Regions from separate parts of the Homo sapiens genome. Here region 1 is linked to region 2. The links are chromatin contacts, found by Hi-C in ENCODE. All regions are on one chromosome and are shown on one strand. Each heading gives the region's core, a stretch centred on a gene start or an enhancer-like site at or near the end of the contact. The rest is flanking DNA. Distances are from core to core; before and after follow the strand shown. Region 1 holds the start of DDIT3 (DNA damage inducible transcript 3). Region 2 holds the start of CBX5 (chromobox 5).

Region 1 (7,372 bases), core at 3,292-5,791, 3.2 Mb after region 2:
GCGCTTTGGAGGGGGCCAGGTGAGAAAGCTAAAGGCTGTGCCCTCGCTCCACAACAGCCACAGCATCACTTCCCTAATTTCCCTAAGTAGTCCTCACCCATCACTCTTTCCATCTTTTGGCCCTGCCGCTTCCTCACTTACAGTTTTTCTTTCCTGTCTTAACTAGAAGAGACCTTCGACTTAAAGGTAACCACTTTCCCTCTGAGATGCTGTATAAAACTGGAGGTTAGGGGATATTTATGGTTGCTGGTGATAACTTTGTTGTTCTCCAGGCAAAAACGTCCCCGAAGCCAGCAGTTGTAGAGACTGTTACAACAGCCAAGCCACAGCAGATACAAGCGCTGATGGATGAAGTGACAAAACAAGTATGAAGCTTAAGCCCTGTGGGAGACTGGACAAGCTGAATCCTAAATAGATCTTTTTCTTGCCTCACTGTTACCTCCCCACCCCCCTTTATCTTAGGGAAACATTGTCCGAGAACTGAAAGCACAAAAGGCAGACAAGAACGAGGTTGCTGCGGAGGTGGCGAAACTCTTGGATCTAAAGAAACAGTTGGCTGTAGCTGAGGGGAAACCCCCTGAAGCCCCTAAAGGCAAGAAGAAAAAGTAAAAGACCTTGGCTCATAGAAAGTCACTTTAATAGATAGGGACAGTAATAAATAAATGTACAATCTCTATATACAAGCTGAGACCTTTCCTTTTGTCTACTCCAAGCCTTCCCCCTGCGTATGTGGGATTGAGGGTCACATCATTGGCACTAGTGAGAGGGTAGTCAGTAGCCACTTCTGGGAAAGGTGGGTAGTGTGGCCCAAGTGGGGGACTGATGCTCCCAATTGTTCATGCTTGGTGCAGATTCACCATTCGGTCAATCAGAGCTCGGCGAGTCGCCTCTACTTCCCTGGTCAGGCGCTCGATTTCCTGCTTGAGCCGTTCATTCTCTTCAGCTAGCTGTGCCACTTTCCTTTCATTCTCCTGTTCTTTCTCCTTCATGCGCTGCTTTCCAGCCCGGGCTGGGGAATGACCACTCTGTTTCCGTTTCCTGGTTCTCCCTTGGTCTTCCTCCTCTTCCTCCTGAGCCAGGGAGCTCTGACTGGAATCTGGAGAGTGAGGGCTCTGGGAGGTGCTTGTGACCTCTGCTGGTTCTGGCTCCTCCTCAGTCAGCCAAGCCAGAGAAGCAGGGTCAAGAGTGGTGAAGATTTTTGATTCTTCCTTCAAGGAAATGAGGAAAGGGAACATAGATATTAGTTGAGAAGGGAAAGGTAACATCCCCCTTTAGCTTTAGGGCTAACATTCTTACCTCTTCATTTCCAGGAGGTGAAACATAGGTACCCCCATTTTCATCTGAAGACAGGACCTCTTGCAGGTCCTCATACCAGGCTTCCAGCTCCCAGCTGGACAGTGTCCCGAAGGAGAAAGGCAATGACTCAGCTGCCATCTCTGCAGTTGGATCAGTCTGGAAAAGCACATCTGCAGGATAATGGGGAGTGGCTGGAACAAGCTCCATGTAGCAAACAGTCTATGCCACAAGTTGGCAAGCTGGTCTGATGCCTGTTTTTGTAGGTAAAGTTGTACTGGAATACAGCCACATCTGTTTATTTACATATTGTTTATGGCTGCTTTGGTGCTACAGTGGCAGAGATGAAGAGTCACGCTAGAGACTATAGGACTTTTAACATCTAAAATATTTACTGTCCTGCCGTTTAAAATTTTTGGAAAAGGGTAGGTTAAGTTTACCTGCTTTCAGGTGTGGTGATGTATGAAGATACACTTCCTTCTTGAACACTGTGGGCAACAAAGAGAAATGTCAGCCATTTTTGGAAGGGGGAGAGGCAACTTACTTTTCTTTTTCTTTTTTTCTTTCTTTTTTTTTTTTTGAGACCAAGTCTTGCTCTGTTGCCAGGCTGAAGTGCAGTGGTGCGATCTCGGCTCACTGCAACCTCTGCCTCCTCGGTTCAAGTGATTCTTCTGCCTCGGCCTCCCGAGTAGCTGGGACTACAGGCGCGTGCCACCACGCCCAGCTAATTTTTGTGTTTTTAGCAGAGATAGGGTTTCACTATGTTGGCCAGGATGGTCTCCATCTCTTAACCTTGTGATCCATCGCTTCCCAAAGTGCTGGGATTATAGGCATGAGCTACCGTGCTGGGCCCTTATTTTTCTTTTACCTCCAGCCTCCTACTGGTCCTTCCTTACTTCTGGTCTTGTGGGGTATGCATACTTGGTCCCTGTAGCCATTTCGAAGGGCAGAAGAGGGCCTGACTTTCTTTATTTTTAGTTGCTGACATTTGTAGTCCTGGTTACATAATAGTAAAGTCCTGGCCAACTCAGCTTTCTCTAAATCCAAAGCAGGCCTCAAATCTGCCAGGGTAAAAACTAAACTACAGGGAAGGGAACAAATCATAGCATTTTCCTAACTCCATTCCCACAGGGCTGACATCCTCCAAATGTACATTTCCAGTCTGGACCTCTTCCAGAACTTCAGACTCTGCTGTCTACTGCCTACTTGCCATTTCTTTTTCAATGTCTAATAGGCACCTAAGACTATGTGCAAAGGCAAACTCTTGCTGATTTTCCCCTTCCAAGGTCATCCCCATCTCAGATGACAACTCTAGTTGCTTAAGCTAAAAACCTTGGTATCATCCTTCATTCCTCTTCTCTCACACCCTGCAATCCAAAGTACTAGCAAATTTTAACTCATTCCTTTTTTTCTGAGACGGGTCTCACTCTTTTTGCCCAGGCTGGAAGGCAGTGGCGCAATCGGCTCACTGCAACCTCCGCCTGCTGGGTTCAAGCGATTCTCCTGCTTCAGCCTCCGGAGTAGCTGGGATTACAGGCATGCACTGCCATGCCCGGCTAATTTTTGTATTTTTAGTAAAGATGGGATTTCACCATGTTGGCCAGGCTGGTCTTGAACTCCTGACCTCAGGTGATCCACCCACCTCTGGTCTCCCAAAGTGCTGGGATTACAGGTGTGAGCCACCATGCCCGGCCCTTAACTCATTCTTTAAAAATGAGTTTTTAAAACCTTTGCTTAGAAGAATCTAAACACTTCTAATTCCATTGTTTCCAATCTAGATCAATTCACTACCATCTCTAAATTACTGCAGAAACTTTCTGACTGCAGAAGGTCTTCCCATTTCTTCTCTTGCCACCCCTCCGCAACTCTATTCACCATACAGCAGCCTGAGTGAGCCTTTTAAAACAGGTCATTCCTCTGCTCAAACCCTCCAATGACTTCCTATTTCATGTCATGGAAGTCACTGAAGGGTTTTGAGTGGAGGAATTACCTAAGGTAATTCCTGACCACCTGATGTAACACTCTGACCTCCATCCTGAACATTCTCCATTCCTTTCTCTGCTTTAGCTTTCTCCGTGGCACTTATATTTTGTTTACTGTAGGCCTCCCACTGAGATGATTTTTTCCTCTTGCTCAAGGATGTACCCTGAGCCCCAAACTGTGTGGCACACAGTAGGTCCTCATTAAGTATTTGTTAAGAATGAATGGATAAACTCCCCCCAGTCTCTCTTATAGGGAAGGGGCAGAAGCAGAGTGGCAGCTGCTGATCCCTAGGGGCTAGAGATGCAATATTGCCCGAAGTATTTCTCTGCAGGGCTGTCCTCCCTGGGGAACCCTCCCTTGCCTTCCAGTGTGTGGGACTTGGCTTTCATCAGCAGTAGAGCCTCAGGTCAGAAGGCTGCAGAGCCAAACGGGGCTGGCCTGATGCAATGGTTACACAGAGATTAGCTGGGAGACAGGACCGGGTTAAAGAGGCAGGGACTAATCCCGAGGGAAGGACAATACCCTGGGGAGACCCCAAATGGCCTCCTACACTTAAGAGATCCAGGCTGCTCTCTTGTGCAGGAGGCCCAGAGACCTCTACGGCAAAAGGAAAACACACCACTCCCTGTCCATCGGCACCCCTCCCAAAGGCTTGTGTCTCCTCAAGGTTCCCCTATCCGCTGCAGGGTCCAGTAGCCCCAGCTACCAAGGTGGCCATGCTGACACCAGAGGCACTGAGACTGAGACAGAATTGGGGGTGGGGTAGGGAGAAGGCCCGCTGGTGGCGAAGCGGCGGAAACGGCCTGAGCGATGGTCACCCAGTCTTAGAGCGGGGGTGTGTCCTGCTGACCTGCCTCCCCGCGGACAGGCCTAACGATGAGGCCTGAAGTTGGCTACGGGAAAGAATGAATTTCCCAAGGGCAACCGAGGTCCCTTTGCCCAGCAGCACAGAGCAGGGCCCGTGTTCCGGCTCCGGGCAGGGGTGGAGAGACGCCGTCGTCCGAAGCAATAGGGGTTTGTAAGCACCACCCCAGAATAAGGGACTCTCCCCATTCCTCTCTCGGACGGTCCCTAACTTCACTGTGGAGGAGTGAGGCCGATCCTAAAGAGCGGACGCCCCAACTTTGAGGAGACGGGAGGGTAAAAGGTAGATGGGAATCAGTACTCGCCTCTCTCCTCAGGTTCCAGCTCTGATTTTGGCTCTGTCGCTGCCACCCGCTCATCTTTAACATGATACGCTCAGTGCCTTAGACTTAAGTCTCTGACCTCGGGAGCGCCTGGCTGTAATCTTTTACCATGGCCTTGCCCTCCTCTCAGGGGCGGGACCCCAAAACCTACCAATCAGAAAGTGGCACGCCGGCATTGGCCCCGCCCCGTCCCTCGCATCCGCCACTCAGGAGCCCCGCGGCACCGCCCCCGTCGCTCCCTCTCGCTAGGGGGTCGACGTAGTGTCGGACCCGGAAGTGGCTTTGGGTCACGAGGCTTCACGGAGGAGGTGGGTGAGTCATGCGCGCGCGCGGAGGGGAGTGTAGCGGGGGGGGAGGGGAGGAAAGGGGGGCGGGGATGATGCAATGTTTGGCAACCGGTGTCTGCACGCGCACGCGCAGGGGACACCGAGGGTGGTGGGAGGTGCGGAGGGTGGGGGAGAGGAGAGAGGGCGGGGCGCCAGCTCCCGGCGCCCAACGGCCCCAACGGCTATCAGCCTTGGTCGCCCCTAGTCGGTCGTGAGCCTCTTTGCCGCTTGTCTCCCCCAGAAGCTGCTGTTCCGCCCACCTAGCTTTACCCGCCGTTTTACCCCCACTATAAGGGACTCCCATATTTCTTGGCCCCTCCCAGCTAATGGGCACATAGGCCTTTTGAACTTTTCTTTTTAAAGTTGGTATCCATCCACTGGGATTGTCGACATCTCGAGTCTTCTTAAAGAGGTCTCCTGGCCGGGCTCAGTGGCTTACGCCTGTAATCCCAGCACTTTGGGAGGCTGAGGAGAGCGGATCACTTGAGGTCAGGAGTTCGAGATCAGCCTGACCAACATGGTGAAACCCCGTCTCTACTAAAAATACAAAAATTAGCCGGGTGTGGTGATGCGCGCCTGTAATCCCAGCTACTCTGGAGGCAGAGGCAGAAGAATCGCTTGAACCCTGGAGGCGGATGTTGCAGTGACCGAGATCGCGCCACTGCACTCCAGCCTGGGTGACAGAGCGAGACTACGTTTCACCAAAAACAAAAAACAAAACAAACAAACAAAAAAACGGGGGTGGTCTCCTGTTCTAGCCCCGTAAATCTCCCAAAAGGGGCCGAGGTACTGGAATCCCTTGGTAGTCATTTTCCGCTTCTCTCAGAACAGCGCCCTTGACTTTTACCTTGTAGTTGGTAAGCCCTCAGCCTGCCAGAAGTCATGTATTTTGCCCAGTGGACCCGATTCTGTTTGGCCACCTATTTTCCCCCACGGTACTCCTATGGCTTTCTCCAAGACCCTCTCTTGCTGTACCAGACAGCAAGTCCTGTGACTCCCTGTGTGAGGAGCGCGGCACAGGCCTGCCTCCTAGGTGTTCGGGTCGAGATTTACAGCGGAGTCTCATCCCGGGACGTGTGAGTGCACTTCAGCGCAGGACTGCCCTGGACTGGGGAGACCGGAGCCGCGATTTTAGACTCAACTCCCCATCACTTGCCAAGGGATCTTACCGTCCTTGTTTGTAAATTAAAGATAAAAGTTGTGAAGGTAAAATGAGAACCATGAACTTGGAGGCAACTTGACCAAAAGTAAAACGCACCACCCAGAATGCAAAGTATTTTTCTTGTGCCTTGAAAACAGAGGCCATGTGGTGGCCTGTTACATATCCTGTCATACCCTCATGGGGGCAGCCAGAGTTTAAGTAGAAACTGTCACAAGGCCGGTTGTGACTGGAGTGGTGTGGCAATGACAGGTCTTTGGTTAGGCTGCTCCGCTGCTCCACACCTCCATTTCCTCTCTGAAAATGGGGGTAGTGTGGAGGGTGGACCAGATGGTCTCCCCTGGCCTAAAGACAGACCAGGTTGTCAGTGACAGGCAGAGGTCATGTGACTTGACAGGCTGAGGTCGTGTTGTGACATGTTGACCTGGGGAGGCGGGTCAAGTCCCAGCACACTACCCGGGAAGCCTTTGGGGCGGGGCAGGGCAAGTCGCGACTTTCATCTTTCGGGGCCTGGCCCCTCCCGGACCTGGCATTCCTGGTTCCCGCAACAGACTGTGGCTTTGGAAGGGGCCCCTCCCTGAGGAGGGCTGGGATTGGCCACCAGTGGCCTGGGAAGAGGCGCAGATCCTTCCGCGGAGGGCGGGGGGGCCGCGTGGGGTGTTTGTTCTCTTGGGGATTAATGGGGGGTTGTGGGGGAGGGGTAGGCGCGCTCCCGCATGCGCACTGCAGCCCCTCCAGTTGGCTCGTCGCTGTCCGCTGGGCGGGGGCCCGGCCCCGCCCCTCTCCCGTCCGGGCAGCGGCGGAGGCGGCGGCTCCTGCGGCGGCGGCTGCGGCAGCGACGGCGGCGGCGGCAGCGGCAGCAGCCTGCGCAGTGCCTTCTGGGAACGGAATCCCCAGGGCTGCCCCTGGCCCCCATGGCGCATGCGCGGGAGGCCGCTCGGTGATCCGCGGCGGCGGCAGCGGCGCTTCCTGCTAGGACCGGCCGGGGCCGTACCGGAGGCTCGGGCTCCACCGACCCTCCTCCCACCCCCTCCCACTCACCCTCTGGGCCGCGACTGCGCAGGGCGGGGCCGGCCGAACCATGGGCCGCGGTGAGTGCGGGGCCCGGCCCCCCCCACCCTGCCCCTCCCCCTCCCGTCCCTACCCTCTGCCCCCTCCGCGTCCTCTCGGCCCCTTTCCCCGGCCCCATCCCCACTCCCCCGCCCTCACCTGCCCCCGCCGCTTCTCCCTCTCACTGCCAGACTTCTGCCTTCCTCACCGCCCTCCCCTCAGTGCTTCGCCCACCCTCCGCCCGCCCTCTCCCCAAGTTCCTTCCTACTTCGTGCGCCTTCCCCTCCTCCTCAAGCTGAGGGAAGCAGTCTGGGTGACAGGGCGCCTTGTTGTGAGAGGGAAAGTTTGGAAGCCGCCAGTGTGGGGTGGGAGCA
Region 2 (6,783 bases), core at 163-2,662:
CTTCGAAGGAAATCTAATTAAAAGGCAAGGAATAATCCAGGTGATGGATGAATCTTCTGTCCCCAGAACCCTAAATATTACCCTCTTTGTTTCTTTTTTATTCCAAAGTCAGATATCCTCAAAGGAACAGCAAAAAGAGGGACTTTAGGATATCTTCAATGGTGTAAAGAAAAGAAATATATGAAAGTTCCCGGGAGAAAGAGACTAAAATAAAAGCACTGGGCACATGGATTACATAAAACAGAAAAGGGGTTGTAAGTATGTGATTATGACTAGAAACACAAAACAATCGACTTCATTTTTTATTTAATTTTAATCACAAATTATTAACCTTGCAAAGTTTTAAACATTAAAGATCTAATCTGCCTCGATCCTACTGTGTCCCTAGGATTGACACTTTGGTGTGTAGCTTTCCAAAACTTTTCTGTGGACCTACAAACATATTTGTCAGTAGAAATATGCACTATCAGGAAGGAGATATTTCTTGAACGCCTTTCCATGACAGTACATAGAGATTTCTCCCATTCGTTCTAACATTTTAACAGTCTTCCTAAAGAAGCGACTTCTGAAAGTATTATTTAAAAACAAACAAACAAAAAAAAACAACTCCTGTTCCCCAAACCTCAAGTGGTGAGGGGGCGGGGGAAAAATGCTCAAGTCGAGGAATACAGGAGCAAACTTACGCTTTCAAGGAGGTGTATGGGACTGAGGCCTAAAGGCTTCGTTAGAGAAGTCATCGTGGATAAAACATCCACCCTCACACGCCATTACAGGCACCGACTCCCCTTCCTCACAACCCCAAATCGAAGACCTCCCTCTTTTGGAGAGCCGATTGGACGACTGGTCCCAGCGCTTTCCTTAGGCTGTCCGTCTACTGGTTCCAGATTCGTTCCATCCGTTTAACCGCCCGATCCCGCATTCCCCATTGGAGTCAAACCGCTGCCTCCTGGAGAAGCCCAACCTACCGCGCGCTTCCTGCTCACTGGCTCAGTGAGACGCTGCTCAGAAGGGGAAAACCCGTCTCCCACATTCCGATGGCCCAAGGGCCGATCAGTCGGCAGCTCAAGGCAGACCCAATTGGCCTATACACAAGCCAGTCAAAGTCTTCGGCTGCACAGCTCCAAAGAACCTACGGGGATTAAAACATCCCGCCCCCTGTTCTTCTATTGGTTGGCCCGACCCACCGCTGCCCCTTCACTATCCCCCCACCCCGCCGTCCATTCATTTCACACAATAACGGGCCCAAATGGAGTCAGTTCAAGACCTACTATGGGTAGATAAGACTGTCTGCCACTTACCCGGGATTGAGAGTGATCACTCACGCTAACGTCTGCCCTGTTCCTGTATGGTGAGGCCGCACCACAAGCCACCACCGCCGCCGCCTTCTGCGCAACGCCAACCGCCCGCCAAAACGGATCCTTCCCTGCGCCTGCGCAACCAATCCTGGGACCGGACCTTTTTTCTCCGCCCACTACGCATGCGCAAAGCTAGGACAAACTCCCGCCAACACGCAGGCGCCGTAGGTTCACTGCCTACTCCTGCCCGCCATTTCACGTGTTCTCAGAGGCAGGTGGAACTTCTTAATGCGCCTGCGCAAAACTCGCCATTTTACTACACGTGCGGTCAACAAGAGTTCATTGCAAAAAAATTGTTACCTCCTGGCTGCTTGTCTAATACATAGTGTTAATCATGCTTTGCCAAGCGACTTGACTGTAATATTTGCGCGTGGAAGATTAAAAAGATGTTAAACACCCAAGGTAGATTCAAATGTGAATGATTGGTCGGTTGGCCAATCAGACTGGTTAACAATAACATTACTCGGGAACCAATGGACTCCAAGGGGTGGAGACGGCGTAGAACGACCGAAGGAATGACGTTACACAGCAATGTGGCACCACAGGCCAATAGCAGGGGGAAGCGATTTCAAGTATCCAATCAGAGCTGTTCCAGGGCGGAGTCTACCAATGCCGAAAGCGAGGAGGCGGGGTAAAAAAGAGAGGGCGAAGGTAGGCTGGCAGATACGTTCGTCAGCTTGCTCCTTTCTGCCCGTGGACGCCGCCGAAGAAGCATCGTTAAAGTCTCTCTTCACCCTGCCGTCATGTCTAAGTCAGAGGTGAGTTAGGCGCGCTTTCCCACTTGAATTTTTTCCTCTCCCTTTCCTGAATCGGTAAGATGCTGCTGGGTTTCGTTCCTTGCACCAGCCCATTCTACAGTTCCTTCGGTCGCTGCCACGGCCTACCCCTCCCAAAGTTCAAGTCGCCATTTTGTCCTCTTGATCGCCATGAGGCCGCTCTCCGCCAACCATGAGTTATCATGCGGGACTCGTTACTCGTAGCAAAATTCTTAGGCACACAGGATCTTTGTCTTTTTTTAAACCTTGCCTTGGTGAGCGAGTTTTCTAAAGAGCGATTAGTCCCATTGTGGAGATGCACCCCTACCGCCCAAGCCTTTGTTGCGCGTGCGTCGGAAGGCGACTAGGGACGCATGCGCTTGCGATTTCCTAGCACTCCCAACTCCAGCATACGGCCTCCCTTGATAGGCAGAAGCACGTGTCTTGTTGCGACCTGAACGAACAATAAGTGCTAGGTACACAGTTGGTGTCTAGTTTTTCTTTTCCTCGATGGAAATTGTTTCGTGTTGTAGCCCATTTAACACTTCCCCCTCCCCCCACTCTAGTCTCCTAAAGAGCCCGAACAGCTGAGGAAGCTCTTCATTGGAGGGTTGAGCTTTGAAACAACTGATGAGAGCCTGAGGAGCCATTTTGAGCAATGGGGAACGCTCACGGACTGTGTGGTAAGATTTGGAAGGGACAAAGCAGTAAAACAGCCGATTTCCTTGGCTTATCTTGGTGCAGTCTTCTCCGAATGCTTATGAAAGTAGTTAATAGCATTATAGTTAGAGCTTTGTTGGCAAAGGAACGTCCTGCTTTGATTTTAAAAGCTACCTCTTAAATCTAGGGTAGTGGGAAACTGGACGACTTTTTATAAAAGGCTGGTGTAAAGTTTCCTATTGCCCTATTCAAAGTTAAAATGACAAAAGCTTTTGCGGTCAGACTTTGTGTTACATAAATTAACACTGTTCTCAGGTAATGAGAGATCCAAACACCAAGCGCTCCAGGGGCTTTGGGTTTGTCACATATGCCACTGTGGAGGAGGTGGATGCAGCTATGAATGCAAGGCCACACAAGGTGGATGGAAGAGTTGTGGAACCAAAGAGAGCTGTCTCCAGAGAAGTGAGTGGGTTTTTTTTCTTCTTCTTCTTAAACTTACTTGGATATGTGCTGCTATGGACTTAAGATTCGGGAGTTTTCTAAACTTACCAAAATTTTTTATTCGAGTATAGGCTTTGCTAATCTAAACCTATGGTTTTTCTCCTATTAGGATTCTCAAAGACCAGGTGCCCACTTAACTGTGAAAAAGATATTTGTTGGTGGCATTAAAGAAGACACTGAAGAACATCACCTAAGAGATTATTTTGAACAGTATGGAAAAATTGAAGTGATTGAAATCATGACTGACCGAGGCAGTGGCAAGAAAAGGGGCTTTGCCTTTGTAACCTTTGACGACCATGACTCCGTGGATAAGATTGTCAGTAAGTATCAGATAGTGGCATTTAGTAAGGGTTCCACAATCTGTATGGCATTCTAAACCCTGATACCATGTTGTATCTATGTTTTTTTTTTAGTTCAGAAATACCATACTGTGAATGGCCACAACTGTGAAGTTAGAAAAGCCCTGTCAAAGCAAGAGATGGCTAGTGCTTCATCCAGCCAAAGAGGTATGCTTGTTGCTTAATTAAACCTTAAAGGTAACTTTGAGTTACTCCAGTATGAATGATTTAATGCTTAAACTTCATGTCTTAAGGTCGAAGTGGTTCTGGAAACTTTGGTGGTGGTCGTGGAGGTGGTTTCGGTGGGAATGACAACTTCGGTCGTGGAGGAAACTTCAGTGGTCGTGGTATGTATGGTTTATCTACATGTAGTTCTGACTTCTCACCATCTTTGCTATGAAGATTTTACAGTACGGGAACTGCATTCAGAATGTCACTTTAAGTCCAAGTCATACTTAAAACTTGAAACTTTTTCTTACAGGTGGCTTTGGTGGCAGCCGTGGTGGTGGTGGATATGGTGGCAGTGGGGATGGCTATAATGGATTTGGTAATGATGGTAAGTTTTTTAGGAATAAGTAGAGAAAAATTCCTGGCAACCTGGATCTTTAGAATAGGTTAGTAGAGACTAAAATTCTGGTGCATGTCAAACTCAACTTTGCCCATAACACGCATGCTGTGAGCAGGCCTTCAGCCGTTACACTTGCACAAGTTTTCATTGTCAAATACTTTTGTCTTATTGAGAAGAATTGTATTCTTGTAGGTGGTTATGGAGGAGGCGGCCCTGGTTACTCTGGAGGAAGCAGAGGCTATGGAAGTGGTGGACAGGGTTATGGAAACCAGGGCAGTGGCTATGGCGGGAGTGGCAGCTATGACAGCTATAACAACGGAGGCGGAGGCGGCTTTGGCGGTGGTAGTGGTAGGTATCCAGTGATCCAAGTACTTGGTGTGACAGCTAGATTAGCCTTTTAGAGCTTGGGTTCTGGTGCTGTTGAAGCATTGTGTGGTACACTGCATGGTATATTAAAAACAAATGGGCTTGCTATGCTACCTCCTCCTAGCTTTAAGCTGGGGCCGCCTCACTCCCAAATAGTAGAGATAAGTGGATAGTGTTGTCTTTGAGTTAGATTAGTATCATAGAAGGATTTAGTATTTTAACTCCTTTGGGACCTTAGGCGCTTAGTTGATGTATCCAAGATACTTCTGCTTGCTGTGGCCCTGGATCCGTGAAGGCCTTCAAGGCTGAAGGGTATGCTTGTGCCACTCTGAAAATCTCTTTATTTTATGTCATGGTGAGTTAGGCCAGTTTTCTTTGTATTACTGGATTATTCAACTGAATGCCTTTCCCAGAGAATGAAATGCAAAGATTGGAGTCACCATAGTTTGGGAGAAAGGAAGGCTGATAACTCAACCTTATTTTATTCTGACTGCTAAACAGAATTGGAAACTAACATCATCCTCAGGTAACAGATAAAGGCCCTCTTTCCCATTCATAGGAAGCAATTTTGGAGGTGGTGGAAGCTACAATGATTTTGGGAATTACAACAATCAGTCTTCAAATTTTGGACCCATGAAGGGAGGAAATTTTGGAGGCAGAAGCTCTGGCCCCTATGGCGGTGGAGGCCAATACTTTGCAAAACCACGAAACCAAGGTATGGTATCTATGTAATTTTGGATAATGTCAAAAGAGTGTCTGTAGCTACTGCTGGGAAGAAAGCCCTTTAACTGCTATGTCTGGGCAGCAAAACGTTTATAGTTTAGAACCTTCAGAAAGTGATAATTTGATCACAAATTAGAAAAATCATGGGACCTCTTTACCACCTCCCTTGTAGTAGGGCCATTTTTAAATGGCCAGACACTTGAATTTAACTTTTATTATCCCAAATATGAAAACATTACTGTTGGCACTTTGAAACTTTAAAAGAAAAATTGTACTTTTCAGGTGGCTATGGCGGTTCCAGCAGCAGCAGTAGCTATGGCAGTGGCAGAAGATTTTAATTAGGTAAGTAAGCACCTTTTTGTGTGTTGACATAATTTTTTAAATTGCTGATGAACCCAATAACCCTAATGTAGCTGAGCAGTGCAACATAGTTAACATTATAATTGCAGTAATTGTGGATATAAAGTTAATATTCAGATCAGCAAAATTTGTGGGAAACAAACTTGATATTGGATTGTAGCCTTGAGTCTTAATATGTTTAGATTAACAACTTTATTCCATATTGTTCAACAGGAAACAAAGCTTAGCAGGAGAGGAGAGCCAGAGAAGTGACAGGGAAGCTACAGGTTACAACAGATTTGTGAACTCAGCCAAGCACAGTGGTGGCAGGGCCTAGCTGCTACAAAGAAGACATGTTTTAGACAAATACTCATGTGTATGGGCAAAAAACTCGAGGACTGTATTTGTGACTAATTGTATAACAGGTTATTTTAGTTTCTGTTCTGTGGAAAGTGTAAAGCATTCCAACAAAGGGTTTTAATGTAGATTTTTTTTTTTGCACCCCATGCTGTTGATTGCTAAATGTAACAGTCTGATCGTGACGCTGAATAAATGTCTTTTTTTTAATGTGCTGTGTAAAGTTAGTCTACTCTTAAGCCATCTTGGTAAATTTCCCCAACAGTGTGAAGTTAGAATTCCTTCAGGGTGATGCCAGGTTCTATTTGGAATTTATATACAACCTGCTTGGGTGGAGAAGCCATTGTCTTCGGAAACCTTGGTGTAGTTGAACTGATAGTTACTGTTGTGACCTGAAGTTCACCATTAAAAGGGATTACCCAAGCAAAATCATGGAATGGTTATAAAAGTGATTGTTGGCACATCCTATGCAATATATCTAAATTGAATAATGGTACCAGATAAAATTATAGATGGGAATGAAGCTTGTGTATCCATTATCATGTGTAATCAATAAACGATTTAATTCTCTTGAATGAAATGACAACTGTATGGATTTGGGACTGGCAGAGATTTGGACTTTCCCTACCCACTCCCCCTGATAATAATGTTGAATGCTTCTATCACAATTCAAGTTCAAAGCTCTGCCAGGGAATAGAAACTAGCTGCTGGCTAATGCCGCTCCATAAATCCGCAGATTTGAAGTGTCTGGGAGGCCTTTTAAAAATAACTAATATCAGAAAGCATTTTAATGAACGTAAAGATAGGCTTACATTAAAGGA

The links. A loop is a pair of places that touch in the nucleus more often than their neighbours do. Pooled maps may share reads with other maps.
Region 1: a map of naive thymus-derived CD4-positive, alpha-beta T cell shows a loop between it and region 2 (15-fold over the local background). The contact joins the promoter of DDIT3 here to the promoter of CBX5 in region 2. A Hi-C loop is called at or near these places in 1 of 168 maps with a recorded cell type or tissue (naive thymus-derived CD4-positive, alpha-beta T cell), 1 of 37 single-sample maps with no recorded cell type and 8 of 50 pooled maps.

Annotation. Positions count from the first base shown.
Region 1 is chr12:57,515,973-57,523,344 of GRCh38, forward strand. It overlaps DDIT3 (DNA damage inducible transcript 3), which reads right to left and starts at 4,542. Exons shown (of 4, transcript NM_004083.6): 1 at 4,446-4,542; 2 at 1,734-1,781; 3 at 1,297-1,466; 4 at 621-1,208. The coding sequence starts at 1,434. The coding sequence ends at 837. LOC128125814 reads right to left here and starts at 4,508. Exons shown (of 2, transcript NM_001414991.1): 1 at 4,446-4,508; 2 at 1,740-1,781. The coding sequence starts at 4,508. The coding sequence ends at 1,740. MARS1 (methionyl-tRNA synthetase 1) reads left to right here. Exons shown (of 21, transcript NM_004990.4): 19 at 1-19; 20 at 273-365; 21 at 463-680. The coding sequence ends at 609. MBD6 (methyl-CpG binding domain protein 6) reads left to right here and starts at 6,852. Exons shown (of 13, transcript NM_052897.4): 1 at 6,852-7,039. It also overlaps MIR616. RefSeq lists enhancers at 3,378-4,339, 4,310-4,439, 4,314-5,513, 4,340-5,299, 5,300-6,260 and 4 more and silencers at 4,510-4,969, 6,684-7,083.
Region 2 is chr12:54,278,710-54,285,492 of GRCh38, forward strand. It overlaps CBX5 (chromobox 5), which reads right to left and starts at 1,413. Exons shown (of 5, transcript NM_012117.3): 1 at 1,299-1,413. HNRNPA1 (heterogeneous nuclear ribonucleoprotein A1) reads left to right here and starts at 2,017. Exons shown (of 11, transcript NM_031157.4): 1 at 2,017-2,113; 2 at 2,677-2,793; 3 at 3,086-3,232; 4 at 3,381-3,591; 5 at 3,685-3,777; 6 at 3,864-3,956; 7 at 4,091-4,165; 8 at 4,370-4,525; 9 at 5,103-5,258; 10 at 5,549-5,608; 11 at 5,840-6,783. The coding sequence starts at 2,099. The coding sequence ends at 5,604. It overlaps SCAT2 (S-phase cancer associated transcript 2), which reads left to right. Exons shown (of 2, transcript NR_157844.1): 2 at 1-354. RefSeq lists enhancers at 776-865, 1,018-1,777, 1,296-1,345, 1,636-1,725, 1,736-1,795 and 1 more and a cis regulatory region at 812-3,112.